Linked DNA regions of Mus musculus: regions 1, 2 and 3 are each linked to region 4. Evidence: chromatin loops called from intact Hi-C (ENCODE). Cell type or tissue: gastrocnemius. All regions are shown on one strand. Each heading gives the region's core, and the rest is flanking DNA. Links, peaks and the distances in the headings are about the cores only. Region 1 has its middle 10 kb from the start of Gm39792. Region 2 holds the start of Nron (non-protein coding RNA, repressor of NFAT). Region 3 overlaps Mvb12b (multivesicular body subunit 12B). Region 4 overlaps Mvb12b (multivesicular body subunit 12B).

The links. Hi-C counts contacts between places; a loop is a spot of excess contacts. Peaks named below come from ENCODE experiments on the same cell type or tissue, not always from the same donor. Only the 100,000 strongest peaks of a DNase experiment are listed, where the experiment ranks them.
Region 1: a loop joins it to region 4, with 4 times the contacts of the local background. A loop is called at or near these places in 10 of 42 quality-filtered maps.
Region 2: a loop joins it to region 4, with 2.3 times the contacts of the local background. A loop is called at or near these places in 10 of 42 quality-filtered maps.
Region 3: a loop joins it to region 4, with 3 times the contacts of the local background. A loop is called at or near these places in 15 of 42 quality-filtered maps.

The regions. Positions count from the first base shown.
Region 1 is chr2:33,914,785-33,922,960 of GRCm38, forward strand. No RefSeq gene overlaps it. Among named protein-coding and RNA genes, the nearest start is that of Gm39792, 10 kb to the left of the region's middle. In gastrocnemius, for the core only: a CTCF peak has its summit at 3,773 (motif pointing left); a DNase peak (open chromatin) is centred at 3,764; H3K27ac peaks cover 246 bases.
Region 2 is chr2:33,804,989-33,809,988 of GRCm38, forward strand. All of the region lies in intron 6 of Mvb12b (multivesicular body subunit 12B), which reads right to left. Nron (non-protein coding RNA, repressor of NFAT) reads left to right here and starts at 828. Exons shown (of 3, transcript NR_045729.1): 1 at 828-976; 2 at 4,744-5,000. In gastrocnemius, for the core only: no CTCF peak of the experiment used is centred there; no DNase peak of the experiment used is centred there.
Region 3 is chr2:33,812,814-33,817,813 of GRCm38, forward strand. All of the region lies in intron 6 of Mvb12b (multivesicular body subunit 12B), which reads right to left. Nron (non-protein coding RNA, repressor of NFAT) reads left to right here. Exons shown (of 3, transcript NR_045729.1): 3 at 1-778. Among named protein-coding and RNA genes, the nearest start is that of Nron, 9.5 kb to the left of the region's middle. In gastrocnemius, for the core only: no CTCF peak of the experiment used is centred there; a DNase peak (open chromatin) is centred at 2,013.
Region 4 is chr2:33,744,334-33,749,333 of GRCm38, forward strand. All of the region lies in intron 9 of Mvb12b (multivesicular body subunit 12B), which reads right to left. Gm52507 (a long non-coding RNA gene) reads left to right here. Exons shown (of 4, transcript XR_003953788.1): 1 at 1-2,151; 2 at 3,783-3,983. Among named protein-coding and RNA genes, the nearest start is that of Gm52507, 13 kb to the left of the region's middle. In gastrocnemius, for the core only: a CTCF peak has its summit at 2,269 (motif pointing right); DNase peaks (open chromatin) are centred at 1,346, 2,323 and 4,141.

The DNA.
Region 1 (8,176 bases), core at 1,711-6,710, 170 kb after region 4:
GAGCAAATCCAATATTCACCTGGCAGGGGATCTCCAGCCAACAGCCAGCAATAGCAGCAGCAGCAGCAGCAGCAGCAGCAGCATTAGCAGGAACCAGCACTGACAGCCACCACCACAGTGTCTCTTAGGACTCTGGCACTTTTATAACCTCTCAAGGGTCCCCAGGATTCCAAACATAAACAGTCTTCAGCTGGCAAAATCACACCTCTGCCAGAGCATGAGACAACTCATAGTTCGTGGCTGTGGACAATCTGAAGCAGCCCCATAGCTCACATCTGGTATCAAAACGAAAACACACTCACGTAACACTTCTGTGTTTCAGAAGAAAGCAAATCCTCACTTTCAGGGATCCAAACACAGACCCTCACGTTTGCAGAGCAGGCAATGTTTCCTCTGGAGGTGCCCTGCCAGACACCCTGTTCAGCCTCTGTTTTACTTCCTGTCTCATCGGCTCAACAGCACCTCTGCCTAAGAACTCAAGAGACTTGCTTTGGTCTCCTAAATGGCAGCCCACGTCTATTTTGGCTTATTCGATGTATCCCCGATTAGTGGATATTTAGGGTTTCATTCTCTGTTTATTATGAATTACAAAAGGAAATGTAAAGGTAGTTTTTATTCTTGTGTATGTTTGCATGTGTGTTTGTGATGTGTGTGTGTCCACAGAGGCCAGAAGAGGGCACTGGATTCCCTGGAACTGCAGTTAACACTTGATGAGCCATTTGATGCTGGGACCCAACCAGGTCCCCTAGCATGACCACAAGAACCCTGGGGCCACTGAGTTGCCTCGCCAGTCCCAGGCTTTCTCTCTATGGACAGCACCCTCATAGGGGCCCCCATGCAAATGCCCTCTCTAGAAAAGAGATTGGCAATTTGATTTTTATTTATTTATTTTGTCCTTCAAATTTGTTGTATGGATTTGCATTATTGCCAATAGTATTTGAGAGTCCCTACTTCTGTGCACCCTCACGAACATTTAATGTCAAACCTTAATTTTTTTAAAACCAAGCTGACGAGTAAAATATGTTTCGTGGTAGCTTAATGGTTTAGTCCCTTGATTGCTACTGAAAATGAACATTCTTCAAGTTTATTGGCCATTTGAACTTCCTTTTCTATAAATCGACTTTTTCTTTTTTTATCATTTGCTGGGTGTTCTATTGGGCCATTTGTCTTTTTCTTATTGATTTGTTAGAATTCTTTATATATTCTGGATGCTAATCCCTTATCTGCAATATAAATTGCAAATATTTTCTCCCTGGAGATAGCTGTTTCTAGCTTGTTTATGGTGTGTCTTGTCACACTGAAGTTTTACATGGTAGCCGAGCACATCTATCAACTGCTTCTTTTACTCTGCTTGCCTTGGGTCCTGCTGGTTTCAGCTGTGACGTGGTGGGCCAAGTTAAACTGTCAGGAACACAAGCCCTGGGGACCGGGGAGCTTTTCTGACTCCCTCCTCAAGACATCAGCTTGAGGGGCAGTGGGGGCAGACGCGGGGAGCAGATGCTGAGAGGGAGAAGGAAGGCATCTGTCTTTCAGTGGGGAGCCAGGAGTAGTACTTCAGTGCTGGTGAGGCCAGGCACACAGCTTCCGTTCCAAGCCCTTCTGTTTTTCATGTATCGTCAACTGCTTTCTCACATTTCAGTTTTATTGGATTCTTTAATTAATATATATATATATATATATATTACACTACTTGTGCATATTTGTGAGCATATACACCATGAAGCATGGTGGAGAGGTCAGAGGACAACTTGAGAGAGTCAGTGCTCTTCTTCTGTCACATAAGTCCCAGGGATCGAACTCAGGTTCTCAGGCTTGGCAGCAAGCGCCTTTACCTGATGGACCACAGTTTTCATCGAATTCTTCACCAACCAAATGCTCCTGGGTTTTTGCTTTTTCTTCCGCCATTCAGTTCGGTTCTTTGGCTTTCAAAGCAGGGGAAAGGAACAATTGGGGCATTATTCACAGTCGGCCTGTGTGCTCAGCTGTTTGCCGGCCCTCTTACCAGTCAGGATCAGCCAGGCTGAGCCGTAGGAACAAAGACTGCCAAAGTTCCAGGGACTCGCAACGCCAACGTCTATGTCTCCCTTGTGCTCTGTGTTCAGAGTGAGCTAAGCTTGGCAGCCTGAGCTTTGTCGCTTTGTTTTTCTTCCAGGATCCATACCAGAACTTATTTTGGGGGGTGGGGGTGGGGGGTCTGGAACATGTTGTTTCAATAGGAAAAGGGATGTGGCAAGCACAGCCTGGCTCTCACAGTCGCCATTTACTGAGACATGCCACTTCCAGTCACATTTCATTGGCCAAAAATAGTTTGTGGGGTTAACATTGACTTTACAGGACTGGGGCAAGAGTGACTGACAGCATCATCTAGGGGGCTCTGTTCTTTTGGCCATTTCTGTCTCCTAGGTATAGAACATGCTCGTCTTTAGGCAAACAATCCAATGTTCTAATCAGCTACTAGTCAGGCTCATGCTTAAAGTTCACCACTTCGTATAATGAATGGGATGCCCTTATCAGAGAAGAGAGCGCTTGAGTTCTCAATTTCTCTTTATGCTTTTCTCTGACTCTCTGTTTCTCTGTCTTTGTCTCTCTCTGTCTGTCTCTGTCTCTCTCTCTGTTTCTCTCTGTGCCTCTGTCTCTGTGTCTCTCTCTGTCTCTGTGTGTCTCTGTCTCTGTCTCTCTCTCTCTGTATAACATGCACGTGTGTATCCTTGCACGTGGAAGCCAGAGGTCAGCCTCAGGCATTGTTCTGCTGGAGTGGTTCACCTTATTTGTTTAGTGAAAGAGATATTTGAGTTATTCAAGTCTGAGCTTGGCCACATGGGCTAGAGATTGTGCCGCTCACAGAAGGGCATCCCCCATTTTCAAAACATCAAACTGTCTCTGGGTTTTCCAGGGACCATAGATGGAAGATCCCCATATATGGGATTCTGTGTTCCCCTGTAGAGAAGTACTTTAAAGGATTTATAGGACAAAAACTTGACTTGATGATGATGATGATGAATGTCTTAATTCTCCTTTGAGTCGCCCGGTGTGTCCCTGCTAACACAGGAACATGGATAATCCCACAGTTCCTGCATCTCCTCACAGTGCCACTCCATCTGGGGTGATGAGCTCACAGATGGAGTCTCCTTACAGTGAATCCTCAACTCTCTATGGCCCCTAGCATCAGCCAAGATAACTCACAGCTGGAATGGGGCAGGAAGGAGTCCACGTTGGTTTTTGAGTCTGGTCTGTCTTTGGACTTGGGGCTCACCCTTTAGGTTAGGCTGGCTAGCCAGTGAGCTTTGGGAATCTGTCTCTACCTCAGTTCAAAGTACTATGAGGCAAAGTGACTTAAGTGTTGTTCACAGGCCTGCTGTACCGTGGTAAATGAGACTGCATAGTTAGGAGAGGCGCATGGAAGCTGCTGCCCTGTAGAGAGGCTGAGATAGTATGGATTTCATCAGCTCCTTCTCCTGGGTAAAGGAACTTCCCTTGATTTAGCCAGCTGCTTCCTTCTTCCCAGGAAAGGGAGGGCCCAGTCTAATGTTTCCTATTGTTTCCATTGTGTCTAAGGCAGAACCACGTAGAAATTCGTCTGGGGGCTGGAAATTGCTGAACACTAGCAATTTCCCACTGGCCAGTTCAGAAGCTGAGCAGGTGTCTCAGCATTTTCTTCTATCTTTAAAACACAGGAGCTCTCAGATTCCTGACCTCACACAAGTCCCAGCACCCACGGAGAAGCGCACAACTTCCTGCAGCTTTAGCTCTCGGGGAATCTGATGCCCTCTTCTGGCCTCTATCGGTACTGCACACATGTACAGACTGTATAAGTCAGGTCCATGCACTACATATTAAATAAAGAAAACAGAGGCCCAAGGGTAGCCTTAAGTCTTGAGAAATCAGAATATCTGTTTGTATTAGTAAGGGGAACATTGTGAATGGTAAGACATTCTATCACATGTTATCATTCAATTCACTTTTTTTTTTGTAATAGTCTCTATTTCAAGGGTAAGGAAATCATATTCACAGAGGCTAAGTTCCTATCCCCAAATCACACATCCAGTATATTCTAGTGACAAGACAAATCTAAACCACTTATACTTCCTCCTCGATCTGGGATGGAAGTAGGGGGTCATCCCAGGCTATGGGTGTGAGAGGCTGGCTCTCTCTGAACCTATTAACAAGCCTTTCTCATAGTTCCTCAGTCCCAGGAGAGGCCATCTGACTGGCCTGCCAGGGGTCATAGGTTACGAGCCCCACTATGATTGGCTCCAGTGGGGTCATATATTCTTTTCTGGTCAAATGACTCAGACGGGGGTGATGCAATAACACAATGTGGCTTCAGAGGCAGCAGAAGTGTCTGGGGGAATGGCTTTCCCCCCATAAATAACTTTGCCTGGAATTATTGAGTTCAAGCCTTGTGTAGTCATTATGTAGCATCAAGAGCTCTTTGTTACACATACTAAGTGCATTTGACCCTCACAACCCTGTGAAACCATCTCTAGCCTCACTGTGAAGAAAAGGCTCAGAGACTACGGGAGCAGCCCTGTCTCACATCTTACGTCTCTCAACTGGTTCTCTTGCAAGAAAACTGTACTGTGAAGGCTGGGGTACCTTCTCTCAAAGCCTCCCCTTGCTGATCTCTCTGCTCTCTCCTGCTTATCGGAACAGAACCCTGTGGCCTCGTGCTGTCTGAGGGTCATGAGCCATTAATTCACACACACACACACACACACACACACACACGCTCACCTCCATTCGTTCAGTGTATAGTTCCCAAGTACCTGGTTCTGTACACCACTGAGACCCCACTTTCCTGTGCTTTATTGTCCAGTGGGGAAGACAGACATTAAACAGATAATGACACTAATAATTATTTCATTGCGATTGTTAGAGATGTTATGAAGAAGTCCAAGGGGGCTCCGAGCATTTATGACCAGAGAAGTGACTCAGGAGTGTGTGTGTTGGGGGGGGGGGGGGGGAGACGGGACCAATACCACCAGGAAGGCAGTGTTAACTGGAGTTCTGGAAGGGTAGTGAAAATAGAAACTGACCGGAGGAATAGGAAGGCAGAAAACAGTGCTGACAGCAATAACAAGATTTGGAGGCTCAGACAACTTGGTCCAGGAAGCCTGGACCAGGGAGACAAAGCTTAGGAGGGGTTCCACAATCTGATTCTGCCCTTCAGGCAACTCCGCCTGCATCCATGCTTCCGGCCCAGGCTGTCTTATGGAGGCACAGCACGGGCTGGAGCAAGGGGTTTGGGGGCAGTTGTCTCTGCAGAGGCAGCAGCTGCAAGCAGCCGCTATTCTCTGGCCGTTCTCTGGCTCCCAGGTCAGGAGGAGGGAGGCAGCAGAGGACGCGCCTAGCACGATTTTTATATATGTGTGGCCATAATATTTAAGTGTCTTGGCTGTAAGCCTGAGACTAGGTCCCCCGACAGCCAGGCCTTGCTCCACACGCTCTAACAGCTGTCTGTAAAACCCGTTTATGGAGTCGCCATAAATTTCCCAGATGCTGCAAACCACAGGACCTGGGACAAAGAGTCGTAGGGAGGGAGGCGTGGGAGAAAATGGTGGCCTCTGCATCTCTCCCAGCTTGTCCTCTGGGTCCCCTAGCCTGCCCCCTGCCCACCTGGGGCCGCCTTACCCTAAATTCTTTTATTGAAGCTGATCTGAACACTGACCCCGTGGGGCCTGGCTGGGCAATCCAGCTCAGCACGGATGCCGGCGCTCTCAAGATTGCGGCAAAAGGTGCCGTAAATCAGAACTAAGTGTCATGATAGTGATTTGAACTGACACTGTTCTCACCTTGTCCATTTACCGGGAAATATATAACAGGAATAGATTGAGCCTGTCATATTGTACCTGAAAAATACAGCTGTTGGGGAGGAGAGGCAGGTGGCACCACGGCAGGGTCCCAGCGGGCAGTGGGGTGCTTAGCGGTGGAGGAGGAGGTGGGGGTGGGGGGTTTGTCAGCATTCCATTGGACTGAAAGCTTGCTCTCCAAGTCAGGGCACAATGGCCTGACCAGCCTCCCAGGTAGCCATGCCCCACTTGTTACAGAAACCCACCTACCCCTCTCTACTGCCCTGAGGGCTCCACCTGCCCAGGCCACAGAACTCTGTGTGTGTGTGTGTGTGTGTGCCCACACTTGCGCACACGTGTGTGGTGTGTTGGGATGAATGAAAGTGTTCTACTACTGAGTCACACCCTCAGTCTTAAAATAAGAAACCAAAATAAGAAAAAGCCTTTTAATTCAGGATATACATATAGAAAAGCACACAGATCATAAATACATTGCTTGGTTAATCTTTCCAACCAGACAAAACATACCTGAGCTCCTGACCCTCAAATACAGAAGCCTTACCCCACCCCCACTCCCAAGAAACTCCCAGCAGCTCTCCCCACAGGAAAGGGCTGATGATGGCTGACACCGCCTCAGTTTTATCCAGGGTGGCTGAGTGAGGTCATTTTGAAATTCCCACCTGTTATTTGGGTTCCCATAGTTGAAGAAGAGCCTTTTGTCTTCACTATGCGAGCTGCAGCTCAGTGACAGGGAACTCGCCCGGGCAACAGCTGGGCTCCCCTGAACCCTGAAAACACAAGGACCATATTAACAATGGAGAAGAGAACCTGCAGAATGGCTCAGTTGTAAATGCTTACTGTAAAAACCTATCCCCTGCACCCATGTGAAACATTGGGTGTGGTTACACACTCCTGTAGCCCTAGCTCTGGGAGCTGCAGGTAGAGAGAGGTAGAGCCAGGATCATCCATGGGGCTCACCAGTTTAGCCCAAAGCTCTGGGTTCTGTGAGAGACACTGTCTCAAAAAGTAAGATGGAGGGAAATTGAAGATGTGTGTCATAGACATCTGGCTTTCATACACACACACACACACACACACACACACACACACACACACACACACAGAAGGCAAGGAAGAGCATATCAAGAGCACCATCAACAGATGCTGTTGCTGTCTCTTCTCCTCTGGAGGATTCCAGTCTGACTCCAGAGGAGAGATGGGGTGTGGGAAGGCAGGGTGGGACTGGAGTCAGGAAGGGTCTACCAAAGGGGATCAAGGTATACAGAGTTCTGAACTGTGGCTGGGAGACAAGAGGGTGGAGAGTTATAGGGGCTCAGGCTTGGACACAGGGCTGGGTTGAGTGCACTGACTGACGAGGAATGGCCCCCATAAGCTCTTATATTTGAATGCTTGATTATCAGGGACTGGCTATACTTGAGAGGGATTAGAGAGTGTAGTGTTGTTGGAGTAGGTGTGGCCTTGTTGGAGGAAGTATGTCACTGAGGGTGGGCTTTCAGTGTTCAAGCCAAGCCTAGCATCTCTCTCATCCTGTCACCTCTCCAGCACCATGTCTGCTTGCGTGCCACGAGGCTTGTAACAGACTAAGGCTCTGAAGTGTAAGCAAACCCCAATGAGATGCTTTCTGTTATAAGGGTTGCTGTGATCACGGCGTCTCTTTACCGCGATAGAACACTGACTAAGACAGTTGAGGCTCTGGAATCAGAGGGGAATTGAGGACAGGGTAACAATGAAGGATGATCCAGGAGGAGCCCTGAGCTGGGGTGGCACAGGGTGGGAAGATGCCGGGGCCCAAATCTTACGGTACCAGAAGGTGCATGCGAGGTGAGGCTCCAAAGCCCTGCCAAGCCATGGGGGAAGGATGAGGTCTTTGGGGTGTGGGCAAGGCTACTTCCTTTCCTATCTGTCCCTTCTTTGAAGCCTAATGTGGGTAGGTCTGCATGGCCAAGTCCTCCCAACTCCACAGACCAAGCAGTAATTCACCGGCAGGCAATCTTTTGTCTCTCTCTTGGGGTCCCATGCCTCTCAGCTCAGGGTGGATCCTGATTGGTTCCCACCCTTGTCCTTCTGCCAGTCTTGGAGCTCTGCCCTGATCCCATCTTGCTGGCTGGACCCAACCTCCTTACACTGAGGGACACCCTCATAAGCAACTGCTGTCTCAGGAACAGACAGCCGCTCTCCCCCCTTCTCCTTCCCTGCCCTTGCCACTGTCTACCTGCTATATCTCTTTGCCTCCTGTTGTCTGCCTATTGGTACCTGCTCATTAGGGTGGCAACCTTTCTGCACCCTGGCTTTGTACTGGACTAGTTTCTCGCCACCAAGCACTCTGCAAAAACAGACATTTACCCCCTTTGCTTGGGAAGATGTCT
Region 2 (5,000 bases), core at 1-5,000, 61 kb after region 4:
CTTGAGAGTGGAGCCAATGCAAACCCACTGGGGAATTTCCTCTGTCTTAAACTGAATCCCATGGCTGTGAGGTCTTGTCGGCTTAGCCCAGCCCACACCCCCACATTGGCCAATTCCAGCTTCAGCCTTTTGTGCCCTGTCCCTGTGGCTTTCAGAACTGCTCCAGGCCTCTGCACTTGCTCCGTCCTCTGCAGAGGCTTCTGTAGGCCAGGCTGCCTTACCTATAGCCGGCCAGGCTGCGTCACCTATAGCCGCTTTGATCACCCTAGAAGAGATAACCCACCCCAAGAATTCTTTTCTTTTTAAAGATTTATTTTATGTATATGAGTACACAGTCACTTCCTTCAGACACACCAGAAGAGGGCATTGGATACCATTACAGATGGTTGTGTGCCACCATGTTGTTGCTGGGAATTGAACTCAGGACCTCTGGAAGAGCAGTCAGTGCTCTTAACCGCTGAGCCATCTCTCCAGCCCCCAAGAACTCCTTTCTAATTCAAGGAGCCCAGCTTGCTCCCTGCACAGCCTCCCTCTGTGGGCAGAGCTTGACTTGCACCGTGTCTTCTCCTCTCACCACCCCAGTGCTGAGAACAAAGCCCTGTAAAGGTGTCTAGGACTTGCTGAATGAATACACTTGACTTTGACTTGTAATTAGGGATGATTTTGGGAATCTTCCAGCAAGCCTTCCCACCTGCCTCCTCAGGACTGGGCTGGTTAATGGTTTGGAAAATGTCGCTCCCTCTGACTCAAGGAAAACTTCAGATACACAGTACACACGCTCCTCGTGGCACGGCTTATAAAGCCACGGATATCAAACACTGGGGGACAGCTGCAGCTGCAGTACAACTGCATGCTGAAATAGGAGACTGCTAGACAGACCACACTGGCACCTGAAGCACCCGCGAGGAGGAGGACAAAAATCGAGTTTCCACATTTGAAAGTGAACCTGCCAGCCCCAAGAACGTGCCAAATCCAGGTGAGATCAAGGCAGGCACTGTGCTGCAGCAGCGATGGGAGGGACAGAACGTTCCAGGGGCTGCTCTGATCACAGCTTCTTCTGAAGCTGGGTCAAGGGCTGCACAGCTTCAACCACTACCAAGATATCCGAGGAGGTAACTGTGTCTGGTGCCTATTGTGTAACAGAAACAGGGGATCACAAGAGTGGGCTGCAAGTGACCACTTCATGGGCAGACACAGTGACTATGGAGAGATCCCCTAACACCAGGAAAGCTAGAGGGCTGTTTGCCTTCTCCTTAGGAATCTTAGGGATCATCAGTCATCAACAACCGCTACTTGGTTCAGGGAACCATTTTTCCAACATCTGGTTTATGGAAAGGCATCCGGGCAGCCTCTAAGCCCTCCAGAGCCTGTGTCCAGCTTTGCTCCTTCAGGCCCTGTCAGGTCCTGCCATACCTGGGGAGACAGGCCATACCTGCAGGGCCGGGGTGGACACTGCTTCTGGAGCCGTTACATCAGTGCAGAGGGGCTGGGAGTTCTGTAACAGATGAGCATCAGGCCGCTGCCAACAACAACTCCAGCTAAATAGATGCTAAGGGAAATTTCATTCTTGCCCCGAGTCAATATGAGGCACCTTATTCAATTAACATGGCCACTAAGCCTCACACAGCCCTGTGCAAAAGCCCTTCAGTTACACATGACATTTTATTACGTGACAGTAGTTGCCAGCACAATTTATTTCCTTTCATTCTGCCTTTTCCTTGCTCATTTAAATCTGTATTTTCTAGTGTTGATTCCAGGTCTGTGCGAATGTTTTAAATGCAGCCATCAATCTTTCAGACCCCATGGTCACATGGAAGGGAGATGGCTCTGCTGGGTGGCAGCAGACCCAGCTGTCTTGTGGGGGACAGTAGCAAGGGGGGCTGTGGCTAACCTGCAGTTGGAGAGGACTGCTGCTTTTGTGTTGTGTCCCCTGTACAGACACGTAAGGGTCTCTTCGTTCTGTTCTCCCAGGGCTGAAAGTCACCTTCTGAAGCACCAGATTCCAGTGTGTGCTTCAGAGACCAAGGGGTTCCTGAGACTTCAAGTGGGATGCCAGGTCCCAGCACTTCCACAATATTGAGCTATTTGACTTTCCTTAAATGGGATATTAAAAAGCATAAGCTAAGCCTTGTGTGGTAGCTTATACCTATAATCCTAGCATACAGAAAGCTGAGGCGGGAGGATCACTATGAGCTCCAGACCAGCCTGGGTTAAATATTTTACACACACACACACACACACACACACACACACACGACATCACAAACTACACACAGACCTGGGCAGCTGGCTCAGTAGTTAAGAATGCAGAGGACCTGAGTGTCATTCCCAGCAACTGTATCCAATGGCTTACAACCATCCATAACTCTGGCTCCAGGGCCCACAATGCCCTCTTCTGGACTCTACAAGGCATCTGCACTCACATGTGCACACCACACACAAAAGTATTTATACACATCATTACACAACTAATAAAAATATTTTTAAAATGACAATAAATGCTAGACCCAGAGAAAACAGGCACCAGCATACGCTGCACTCTGACATGAGCATATTCAGAACACTTACAACTTAGAAGAGAACTCAGCCCGGAAGTGGGTACAACACTGGAACTGACACATCCCTAAGGAAAACACGAGGAGCAAATTCCCCGTGAAAAGACTCGATCACGAGTTGGGAGGGCCATGTGAGTTTCCATCACAGGAAATGCAACCCCTCCACCTTCCAGAGTGAAATGATGTCAGAGATGGATACTGTCAATGCTTGGTGAGGATGAGGGGAGCCAGAACAGTCAGGGGGCTCTGGCAGGAGCACGGCAGCAAACCCACATCAGAAAGCAGCTCAGGTCAGGTTTTAAAAGTCAAGTACAGCCACTCACACAACCCAAGAGACTTCTGCCCAAGAGAAGGAAACAGAAGTGTGTTTCTATACCAAGGTTCGTTCACAAAAGTTCTATTGGCTTTATTTGGCAATACTAAGAACAGAACAGATGTACAATGCCAGGTGACTGGAGAGTGACTTGTCATACTGTGTCAAACTCGGCAATCAAAAAGGGACAGACTACCTACATGCAAGATGGGTTAATTTGGGGGCAACTAGATTGAGTAAAAATAATACACACTATGGTGTCATTTCTAGAATATTCTAGGGAATGCAAACTACTCCACAGGGCTAGACCAGTGGCTGCTCTTTACAGACACATGGGGGGGAGGGGCGCTCAAGACCTTGGTTTGTCGAATGCCTCATGTGCACACACACATCCACCTGCAAAGCATAGGAAGTATGCACAGCTTACAACATGCACATTCTACTTCAACAAAGCCCGGCCGCTCTCCTGTCTAAGTAAGCAAAGACAAGGGAGCTCCCGGAACCCCAGAGCAGGCAGTGGGGGCATCTTGGGTGGTGAGTGAGTCCTGGAAAATACCCATGGCATTTTCTGACTTTTCTGAAGATGATAGACACCCTGTGTTTAGAAGATAAAGAGTTGTGCCATAGAAACCTTTTTACTTCCAGCTGAAGACAACAAAGAAGGCACGGCCGCCTCTTTTTCTGGAATAAGTGCATTAAAACTGTAGCTGCTAACCAGCTACTAAGGAGGCTGAGTCAGAAAGGATTACTGGAGAAGTTCAGGGCTAACCTGGGCAACAGAGTGAGATATTTTCTGGGGGAAATGCTCTAGTTCATTTCAGGCTTAGGAATGGGAAGCAGACAGGGTAGATAGACTAGAGCTTAGCCATTCTCTTTGGAACCATGAGGACAGAGAGGGACGTGGGAAATGCTGTGTTTTAGATGGGAAATATGGCTAGCTGACATTTTCACAGACTCTACCTGGAAAGTCAGTACAAAATCCCCAAACCAGCTACCTGCTGGTAGCCAGGTGCTGAGGCTGCCCAGCCTGCAGAAGTACCTGCGGAGTTCCTCGGGTACCCAGCTATGCAGGTGGGGACATAGTTTGCTGGAGATTGGACTTGGGTGCCAACTCGGCACTGCTTATGAAGGTTCACAAAAATCTGAAGACAACACTGTAAGATCACCATAAAGAGTTATACATACATAGAGCAGTGGCCATGGGAGGGGGGGGTCAGAGCTGGGGGAAGGCTGAAGAACTGGTGGAAGTGTTGTGTATGGAACAGAACCTCAGCTGGCAGGAACTGGGGCTTTGGGCAGAAAAATGGGGCAGCATTGATGACCTCCTAACATTGCCAGGGGCGGAACAAGTAGAAGGGACAGCTGAGCTGGGTACTCTTCTGTAACACAGCTGTTAGACAGCTCCAAAACAGCATGCCACAGCCAGCCCTGAGGGACAGCCTCCTCCTGTGCACAGGGCCAGTGCCAACAAGCCTGAAGGATGTCCAGCTCTGGGACATGACTGTGGTGTCATCAGCAGTCACGCTGAGGGGAGGGCGGATGCACCTACCCCATGCACCTCATGATTTTCATTGCTAATGTTCTGATGAAACATTGCTTCCCTTCTAATCAGAAAGTTGACAATGGCAAAGCCAGGGGGAGACTCTCAGAGATGGCACAGGGGACAGCCTGCAGCACAGCACTGGTGTGAAAGAGCTGTCTCATCATCTACACCAAGTGTGTGGGACGTGATCTCGGGTAGTCCAAGAAGGAGGGTTGGGGACAGCAGAAGGACCATTCAAAAGCAATGGCAGCCGAGCTGAAGTGGTGGGGGTGGGGTGGCAAATGGCTAAATGAAATTCCCTTTTATTCCTGCAAAACACCACTGGGAAGAAGTCGGCTGCGATGCACAGCCTCAGCACCAGGTGTGAGGACGTGCTTAATGAACACCACTTAATGAAGAAAAAGGCTCTGAGAAAACACCTGGTGCGAGCAGGGTGCGGGAGTCACAGTGACGGGCCTTCCCTGCACCTGCTGGCATTTTAATCAGCACCTTTTGGAGTATCCCCACTACAAGCTGGTCACGGTGTCAGAAGAAGGTCCCTGGTCAGTGACTACACTCGCTGACAGTCTGGGGACCCTTGCTTCTTAAG
Region 3 (5,000 bases), core at 1-5,000, 68 kb after region 4:
CCTTCTACAATGGCCACTCAGCAGGACAGATGGAAACACCACACTGTCTTTCTCAAGGCAGCCTCCCCACTGACCTCCTGCCTATATCTGGTCCCAGCAGGACACCCTGGGTCTCTCAGGCCTGCTCTTAGCAAGCTCCTGATGGGAGCAAATGGCACCAGGAACTTTGAAACTTTCCTTTGTATATTACATTAATCCACATAAGAAAATCTCTTTTAATGAGGAGTGATGTAGTCACAAACTCTCCAGAGCCATAATTAGAGCAAACTAATTGAAGTTGTGTTTTGACACACTTTCCAAATTCACGGGTGCTGGATGACATATTCACAACACTGGTGCCGCACAACCATGGCGACGGCAGAATCATTAGGCTAATAACGCTTATTTGCATTCTTCTCATGCCGCCAGCTCTCCCTTAAATACTGTTTCTACCACTGCTCCTTTACTGTAACTTTCCACTCGACGGTATTAACAGTAATTATTAGTGCTTTAGTGGAATTTTAATGTTAAGAATCACGGCGCGATTGGCATGCACTGAATGCCAATGTTGTCTCTTAACTGCCACCCATCTGCAGGCTTGGAGGTGCTCCCTCGGCCCCCAGCCCCAGGGTGCCCAGATACCATCTTTGCAGCATTTATGACAACTGCTCAGGGTCCACACCCAGGGAGAGCTGAAGTTCGGCTTCTTTATTTACTGCTTCAAATGCTTGAAGAGAAAATCTTTCTTCTCTCCCCTTCTCTCTTGTAAGAACAATAAAATGCAATAGACATTTTTTCCAAGCAGTTAAAAAAAAAATCTCAATTTATAAATCCTGTCTTTGGCAATAATACTAATGAGTTCCAGGAGGCCAGGCTGAGGCCAGACTTCGGCCAGGCTCTGTCACCACCCACCCTCGTAGTGATTAAAGGCAGACAGGGGACAACTCACTTGTGGGTGGGGTTGGGAGTGGGGAGGGCTAGATCTATCAATATGGAGGCACTGTTTGCCATCAGCAAGGCCAATTTTTTGGGTGCTTAACTCAGACAGACAGACAGACAGACACACACACAAGACTTGGCAGTTCTAAATAATGGTTATTAATGACACACCCTTTGAAAGTGACAAATTACTTTTGAAATTTAGAATCTAAGAGGTATGAAGAGTGAGCATGTTCCACAGAACATGACAGGAAATGACAGCCAACACACGGGGCTCCCACTGACTTGGGGTGGGAGGGGGCAGGGTCCCGCTGCTTGGGGCACTTGGCTGACTGCCCCCACCCCCGCTATTCATATGGTGACCGAGGGCAGATTCTGGGGAGAGGGGAGCGTGTCCTGGTGGCATGTTCATCTTCCGTGGAAAACCTGAGGAACTTGCTGTGTTGTCAGGAGACCAGGGGGCACTGGGAGCTCAGATCTCTGAAGTATCCTGGGATTAGAAAGAACTGTGGCCTCGCTCGCTCACCACACCTGAGCATGCGTGGTAGAGCTCCCACCTATTCAAAGGACTGCAGGACGCTGCTGTCAACCCCCCACTGAGAGGAGTCAAGCAGGTGGAGAACACACTTCCTTACAGAGTGGCCAGAGACTCACCATTCCCTGAAAGCCTGGGCAGGTTCTTACAAGGATTGTGCCACTCTGCTGTATTTCAACTCACAATTCCTTCCAAAAATAAAAAAATAAAAGGAGTAAGCTCTCTGAGTTGCTGCAGCACTCTAAGTCACTGTATTTACTCACTACCCTTAGGTTTTTATTACACTCGAACCCTGCACTGCCAAAACACCTACCTCCCCTGTGAAAGAAATGAAGAAAAAAGCCAAGCCCGGGCCTGGGGCGCCACCCTTCCGTCCCAGATGATCAAGTCTAATCTTATAAACTGAAATATTTAAAGAGGCTCTAAACCTCGCTGACCTAACTTCTAAAACCAAGAACACATGGGCACTGCTGGCTTCTCATCCAGCTGACATGGCTGCCTTTCCAGAGCAGGGGGCCAAGCTGCCTCATAATGAGCTGCCTGCGTGAGAGCCCAGAGCCGGCAAGCGGCCAGGCTGTGCTCGAAGGCCCAGACCCCTGACCAAGAACCCCAGGCAACTCTTTCCTCTTCCAGCCCACTCTATCTTAAGAGCTGTAGAAAACATCTTGGTTAGCAGAATAAAGCCCTGGCAAAGGAGAGGGTGGGATGTGGGCCATGGGCTGGACAGCTGTGATTGGTCTCATACCTGCTGGCTATAGGAAACACGGAGGCAAAGAGCTGAAAACCCAGGAGGCTCCTTGTAGGCAAGCAGGGTGTGCTGGCGGCCCCTGGGCTCTCCGATGCTTTCTGCTAAGCCTCACTCCACAGGCCTGAGCTAAGTCCTGAGCTCTCCAAGGTCAGTCTTCTCTCAGAAAAGGAACTGGGTTGTTTACCCAGTACCTCGGTTGCAAAGATGCACACACACACACATACACACACATGCATTTAAGTGTTTACATGATGCCTAATACAAGATGCTCAAAAACTTGTAGCTGAAACAATAACAGCAGTATTTATTATAATAATCACTATTAATATCATTCAACTAGAAAGAAACTATATGCTGTTCAAGGAGGATATTTGAATTGAATTTTATCCACTCCGTGGGCAAAAACCCAACCCAAATAAACTCAAAAGATTTTCTGAAAGTTACTGAAGGCAAAGGATTTTATTAAATATCCAAATTAATAATTGAAATCCTGTCTTGAAACAGAGCAGTCTATCGTGGCGCGGGGTGAGACCCCGGGAAAGAGCCCTGGTGCTCATTTTACTTTGTTTGGCGGCCAGATTTCCACTGGAGACCCAGGTGAAATATTCCATGGAGTTTCCTGCAAACAGACTGTCAGCACCCACTGATAAAAGGTAAATACCCTCCTCTAAATGGCCAGGCTCGAAAAACCAACCCTAAAGTGAGCTGATAAATCTGGTCTGACACACGAACAACTATTTTCATAATCCTGAAACAGCCTTTCTCCAAAGCCATGAGCTGATACACAGAGCAGAGATGCACTGGAGAGCGGGCCTCAGAGAGGACTTGGCATCCACTTTCCAGGACACGCTCCATGTAGAAGCCACACAACTGTCACTGTGAGAAATAAGACACTCGCTATGTCATACAATCTGCAGAGTTCTAGCAAATTTGCAAGCAGCAGACACCTTGTTAAAACCTGGTGTGAGAGACTGACGGCCGCCGTGGCTCAGAGGTGGGAGCCATATTGACTAATAGTCAATTCTTCATTAAATAGAAGCCCTGACTTCCCAAGAAGCAGTATTAAAAATTAATATCTAAAAGTGTATTGCTCAGCCTAAAGTCATCATTCATATCTAACAATACCAAACTGCATTCTAATGAAATTTCTCCTTCAAAATTATCCTGACGCTGATCCTAAGCTGGGTTTGGCTTCAGAGGTAGCCACAGGCTCTGTCCACAAGCGTCTAACTGGGCAGGTGGCTCCCACAGTATTCTCATGACTCCAGAGTCAATCCTGCCTGAATGCTTGCCAAAGCAGGGTCCTGGAGCTGTGTTACAGGAGTATGACACAGGGACCTTTGGGTATGGACTGTACTGTCTTTGGTCAGCAGCTATAGCTCAATGACTCCACTCCCGCCCCTATAGTGTGGATTCAGAAGCTGACATCATGTCTGGCCAGGGGGCCTCTGGGAAGTCCCTGCCACCCACTTCCCCTCTAGCAGCTGCTTTGGAGCCTGGAGAAGCAGCTTGTTTAAGATAGCTGGGTACCAGAGGGCTGACACTCAATCAGGCAGAGGTCCAGCTCTTAATAAAAGCTCAATAAACTCAAGAACCAGGGGTCACATAACCACAGGCAGTGGGCATAGGGGGAACTTGCGGGGTGAAGAGAACTAGCCTATGAGCTGAGACCAGGGCTCTGAGACACCAGCTGTGGGGCACTAGGGAAGGCCTAACTTCCTAGCCTCCATTCTCTCCACTTGACATGGGGCTGGCAGCGCCTGCCTGTGGAGCTATTGCTAGGTATTTGTTTATTGCTCACAGGGTCCTGGAGATGGGGCTAGGCAGCCCGGCACTACGGTGTGGGTTCTGTGCTATCTGCAGCTGATGACGGATATCTGGACAGATGGAACCACAGGTGAAAGGAGGGTAGGTGTATTCATGCTTACTCCTGGCTCCACACTAACTCACGTTATACAATCAACATACACATTCTGAAAATATTTCCCAAATGTTGGACACCTGACCCACCTGTGGCCTTATTTCTTCCCAACCACTCTCTGGTGTAGTTGAAAGGTTTCAGCTCACAGTGTCACTGTGCCAGCACCGGTACTGTTTCTGTGTAGCCAGTCTTTTGGGGCTACCATGGCTAGGAGAGAGGCCAGGACCAGCAGAAGCAGTGGTCTCCCCCCCAACTGTAAAGGGGGAAGAGGCTAGCACTCACAGGTGAGCATTCACTCTCACAGTGGCTGCCACAATGAGTCGCTGGCAGAACCCCTGCAGCCTCACCCCTGCCCCAGCTCTGGAGCGCAGGCCTGCCTTCTCCTCTAACAGCTGCAGCTGGTCCTCTCTTGGGAGTGGTGTAAGGCACAGTGGTTTCAAACTTCATAGCAAATGTCTGTGCCTTGCGTGAAAAAGCTCTACACCTTACAAAGCATCTTGTTAAGCAAAATTCAGGTGGGTTTCATGTGAAGGAAAGAACATCAAACTGTTGGGGTGTTGAGCCCCAACCTCTCTTGGCAGGATCGGGGCGGAGTGGCCACCCACCTCTGCATTACCTGTGACTTACTATGGAAGAACAACCCAGCCCATGCTACAGCCCACTGGCTATTAGCAGGGAGGAACAATTCTCCTCGGGACCAGCTCTCAGCCCTGTCTCCTAATCTGACCAGGAGGCAGGATTTATCTGACCCTTCAGGAAATGATGGACTTCACACCAAACCACAGCATCTCACCCAAGCCTGAGCAGAGAGCCGTCCTCTGCCTGAGTAGAATCTGCCAGGCATTCTTACAGGCAAAGGCCTGCAGTACTAATCTACC
Region 4 (5,000 bases), core at 1-5,000:
CCCACAGAGAAGCGTGGCTCTCACTCTTCATCCACAAAGCTTCTTTTCACAGAAGACAAGACCGTTACGGAAGCCACAACTGGCCAAAATGCAGAGGCCGTCTGACTGTGGGGTGCCCAGGCCCAGCTGATAAACATATAGAAACTGTACCCTAAAGATTCGAGGAACACTGCAGACGGCATGGGGAGGTTTGGAGGGGGGAGCCTGTCAAAGGCAGAGAGCCTGGATGCCAGCTACAAGATAGTTGTACCTGTTAAATCTCAACAATGTGGCTGCTTGGACAAGACCTGCCCAGTGATGCCACTAGCTGACAGGGAAAACCTCACACGGTTCCAACACTAGAGGAAGAGCTATCAGTGACTAGTGATTGCTGAGAGATGGAGTGCCAGACTTCTATAAGTCGAGCCCCTGGTGGGTTATAATCCTATGTGGTCAGCCAATCCGTGTGGTCATCCCTAAACACAAGCCAAACCAGCAATTCTCGATGGACTCAGGTGTGTGTGTGTGTGTGTAATTGAAGAGGTCATGAAGTTGAAAGGGAGTGGAAGTGTAGTGATAGAAATACAGTATATAAAACTCTTGAAAAAGTGTTTTGTTTTTTTAAAGGCAGGGAATTCGGCCAGCAGAAGGAATGGGCTGCAGACTGCATTTTGGCCAGTTGTGGCTTCTGATACAGTCTCCATCTGCTAGCAGCAAAAAAAAAAAAAAAAGCCTCTTTGATGAAGGGAGGGCATTAGGAGGAAGGACTTAGAGTGTGCAGGAGTGGGGAGCAGGTTTCAGAGCTATGACTGCGGTAGGCAGCTTGCTGGTGTAACACTGATTAGATGTGTGTGTCTGAGGTGGGTAGCTTGCTGGTATAACACTGGTTAGATGTGCATGTCTGAGGTGGGAAGCTTGCTGGTGTAACTAACACTGGTTAGATGTGCGTGTCTGAGGTGGGCAGCTTGCTGGTGTAACACTGGTTAGATGTGCGTGTCTGAGGTGGGCAGCTTGCTGGTGTAAACTGGTTAGATGTGCATGTCTGAGGTAGGCAGCTTGCTGGTGTAACACTGGTTAGATGTGTGTGTCTGAAGTAGGCAGCTTGCTGGTGTAACACTGGTTAGATGTGCGTGTCTGAGGTGGGCAGCAGGGGAGATTCACTCTGTACTTCACATGTTTCTGAGTTTGTATTTTCATGCGTGTGCATGGGTCTGTCGGGAAAACACCAAGTATTGAAAAGTTGATGCCTGGACAGGAGGAGATAGCTCTGTTGGAAAAGTGTCCGCCATGCAAGCATGAGTAGCCGGGTTCAGATCACAAGCGCCCATGGAAAGGCCAGTGTGAGCCCAGTGGTGGGTAAGCCCAGTGGTGGGCGAGAGATCCTGGAGCACACTGGCAAAGCCTAGCCTAGCTCAGTCAGTGAGTTCCAGGCTCAGTGCAAGATGCTGCCTCACAAAGTGAGGCACAGAGAAAATCAAGGAAGACCCCCAATCCCCACAATGATCTCCAACTGGGAGGAGTCCTGAGTCTGCTTCAAATGGTGCCATACCAGAGAGGTCCTCTTCAGTGGGAGAGGAGGATTAACGCTGGTCTGCGGCATGACTCGTGGGTGCATGCCTGTGGTTAGCAGAATGTGGCAGTGAACCAACCGCCCTCACACTTTGGAAGGCATCTTTTAGGCCTTTAGAAATGCCATCCAAGGGCTGGAGAGATGGCTCAGTGGTTAACAGCACCGACTGCTCTTCCAAAGGTCCTGAGTTCAAATCCCAGCAACCACATGGTGGTTCACAACCATCTGTAATGAGATCTGACACCCTCTTCTGGTGTGTCTGAAGACAACTACAGGGTACTTAGATATAATAATAAATAAATCTTAAAAAAAAATCCCATCCAAGCCACCTACTAAGTTCTTTAACAAATTTAAAAGTTTCTTTGTAGCTGCAGCCACTGCACGTGTGCTGACGGTACAGCGAGGCACAGGATAAACTGGCGGTCTGCTGACTGCCACACCCCTGCCTCACCATGCACTGTCTTTTGGAGTTTCTTTGTTTTGCATAGGAATGGTCTCAAGCCAGTGTGATCTCTGTAAAAATTTAGATGGCAGCTGGGACCTTGGAAGAATATACAGGAGCTTATAGCAGTCTACTGGATCAATCACACTTGGTTCACGAGGTAGGAATATTTGCTTTTCCAAATATTTTGCCTTCCTGGCCGATAATAAAGCTGTTCAAAGAACACAGGGTGAAGAACACCTAGCAGAGGCAGCCATGTAATCCAGTGCAGTTCAAGACATGACCAGTAGATGGTGCAAAGGGACCACATATTTCTGTGGCTGCAACTCAACCATCATCAAATCAGTTCACATTCCTAAGCACTAGGAATGCTTTCCAAAAGCAGAAAGGAAGGAACCACTGGGCTGGATCCGAGCACTCTGCTGTGATAAAGTTGGGACGCTGCCATTTCATTATGAATGCAACCCTACCTGGCCTTCCTCCAGCAGACCAGGCTCCCCAGCCCACCCTAACCTCGTGCATTTGAAGAGGCCCTAACAAAGTGGACATCTAAAAGTTGAATTTGAAAATTCTTTTAACCTCACGCTGCCAAATGTGGTTCCATTAATTTCACCTCTGAGTAGTGACGTAAATGCTATCGGGATCAGCCCCAAGCTAAATAAGCAATAAGCCCCATTTTTCAACACACAAACACATAAAGATGTCAGCTCGAACTGTTTACTAATTAACACTTAAAAAGACACAAATTAGATATGCGTGGCTAAGAGCAATTATAATCAAGACGAATTCCTCTAGTCATTTGGGAACTGGAAAAAAAAAAGCCTAATTGCTGGAACCAATGTTTTAAAAACTGAAATCACGCCAGTTAGCAAATATGTTCATTTAAAGAGTATCTCACGTGACTACACTCCTGAGGCCTGACTACAAACTCGAGAACAAGGATAATATTTAGGGATAAAATTAAAATTTTAAGCTCTCTTAGATTTATAACTTCTTCATTAAATATGTCTGCAAACAGCAGCCCATAAAAACCTGTAGCAATTAAGTGGTTAAATGAGCTGCCTCCCTTGTCAATTTTAAGGGGTGATTAATATTAGATGGTCCCTCTGCTAATGAGACTCTCCTTCTTCAGCTTCTAAGTCCTCTGAAAATGGAGGCTGTCTGTTCCATCAGGAAGCAAGGTAGGCTAATGAGAGAGCAGCTAGCCACAGCCCCACGTACCCCGTGAAGTGTCTGGGTGAGCCTGTTCACGCCGAGTCTGCAGAGACTGGCTTCCCTCACCTGGCTCTCTCAGCCAGGGGCTGTTGCTCCTGATTTAAAGGGTCTGTGTCGGATGAGCCTTCAACGCCTGCATCTTGGCCCATGAGCACTGGGATGGAGGCCCATGGCGGCATAGGTAGGTGGAAGGAAACAGAGGACCAAGACAGCCAGGGCACGCCCACCCTGGCTGCGACAGGGAATCCATCAGATGGAGAAATGGGACAACTGCTTACAAGGGAAATAAAGAGCCGCGGAGACGGGGAATATTTATATGCCCATCTACTCAGTCAGAGGGAAGATGCTTCATCATGGACCGCTGTGGAATTGCATTTTTTCCTCGCTCCTCAATGGAGCAGCTTGTGCTGGGCTTGGGGGTGGGGTGGGCAGTGTGGCCTTGTGGGGACAGTAGCAAGAAAACAAGAAGGAAGACATACTGTGTCAGGCCAGAAAACTTTGCTGTGACTCCTTGGTCACTTCCCATGGGTAGGAGGGACAGCAAAAATCACTCTATTGCCTTGACCCAATTGACAGGTATTCTGCTGAGGCCTCTGAAGACAGCAGACAGGAGTGTATGACCAGGCTGAGAGCTGAGACAGCGCCAGCATCCGGGCTGAGTTACTTCACTAATCATGGCTTCACTCGTTTCCCACCACCCACGTCTCAGTGTGCACCTGAATGCTGTGGTTTTTGCGTTTTCCATGACCCTGCTCCTTGCCATCAGGCTGCCTGAGGGTAAGTGCTTGAAGCGCCATCTTTCTTGGGTGTCTTCCTGTGATATAAGTGCTGGGTGTGCCACACTGCCAAGAAGCTCTGGGGATGTGAGAGCAGAGGCACTTGAAGGTCTCTGCCAGCTGGAGGGTGCCCAATAGTGACACTATGCTATGGGGCACTGTCCCGTGGGGCCTGCACTCCAGCTGGGGTTGGGGGGGGGCAAAGGGACTCCCCAGCTCTGAGGTCTGGGCATGGATGCAGAAATGAGATGATCACTGGATTCCTGCTGGCTTCTAACAAGCTTTAGGCTCAGAGAGACCCTGGCTCAGAAGAATGAACTGGGAAGCTGAGAGAGGAGGACCCTGGAGCCACCTGCCGGCATCCTTGTCTGGCCTCCACACACAGGGCCTGCACAGCCCTCTGTGAGTTCAAGACAAGCTAGAGTTATATACTGAGACCCTGACTCAAACCACAAAACAACCATAGGTAGGTGTGGCATCTAACAGAGGCAGACTGGGCACCTGCATCCTGTCCATGATACCATATCACTTAGATCGACACATGGTACTTGACCACAGACATGTTCACTGCACACCTGTGTCCTGCCTATAAAAGCATCATGTAATCTAAACCATCAACACATGGTACCTGACCACAGACATGCAGATTCTGCAGTGTCCCCTCCATGACACCATGTCACCTCTACCATATCCACAAGGGAACGTGTGGAACTTGGAGTCTGAGTGCTGATTGGCTGGTCATGCTGCCAGTTAGGCATGCTGTTTCCTTTGTGTTCCCTGCCTACGGGGATGAACCTTGCACTCTTCCTTGAACGTGTACATTGCCTGTGCAGCACCAGGGGACTCGGTGTATGTTCAGACTATGGTGGCACCTGCACCAGGCAGGTGTCCTTGCTGGCAGCTGGCATGAACTTTTGGTGCAGCCATTTGTCTGAGGCCATTTCTAACCATTCTTGGGCTGACAGGACAGCGCCTCCATGGCAGACCTGCTGGGGAAGGTGGGTGGCAGACGGGGCTG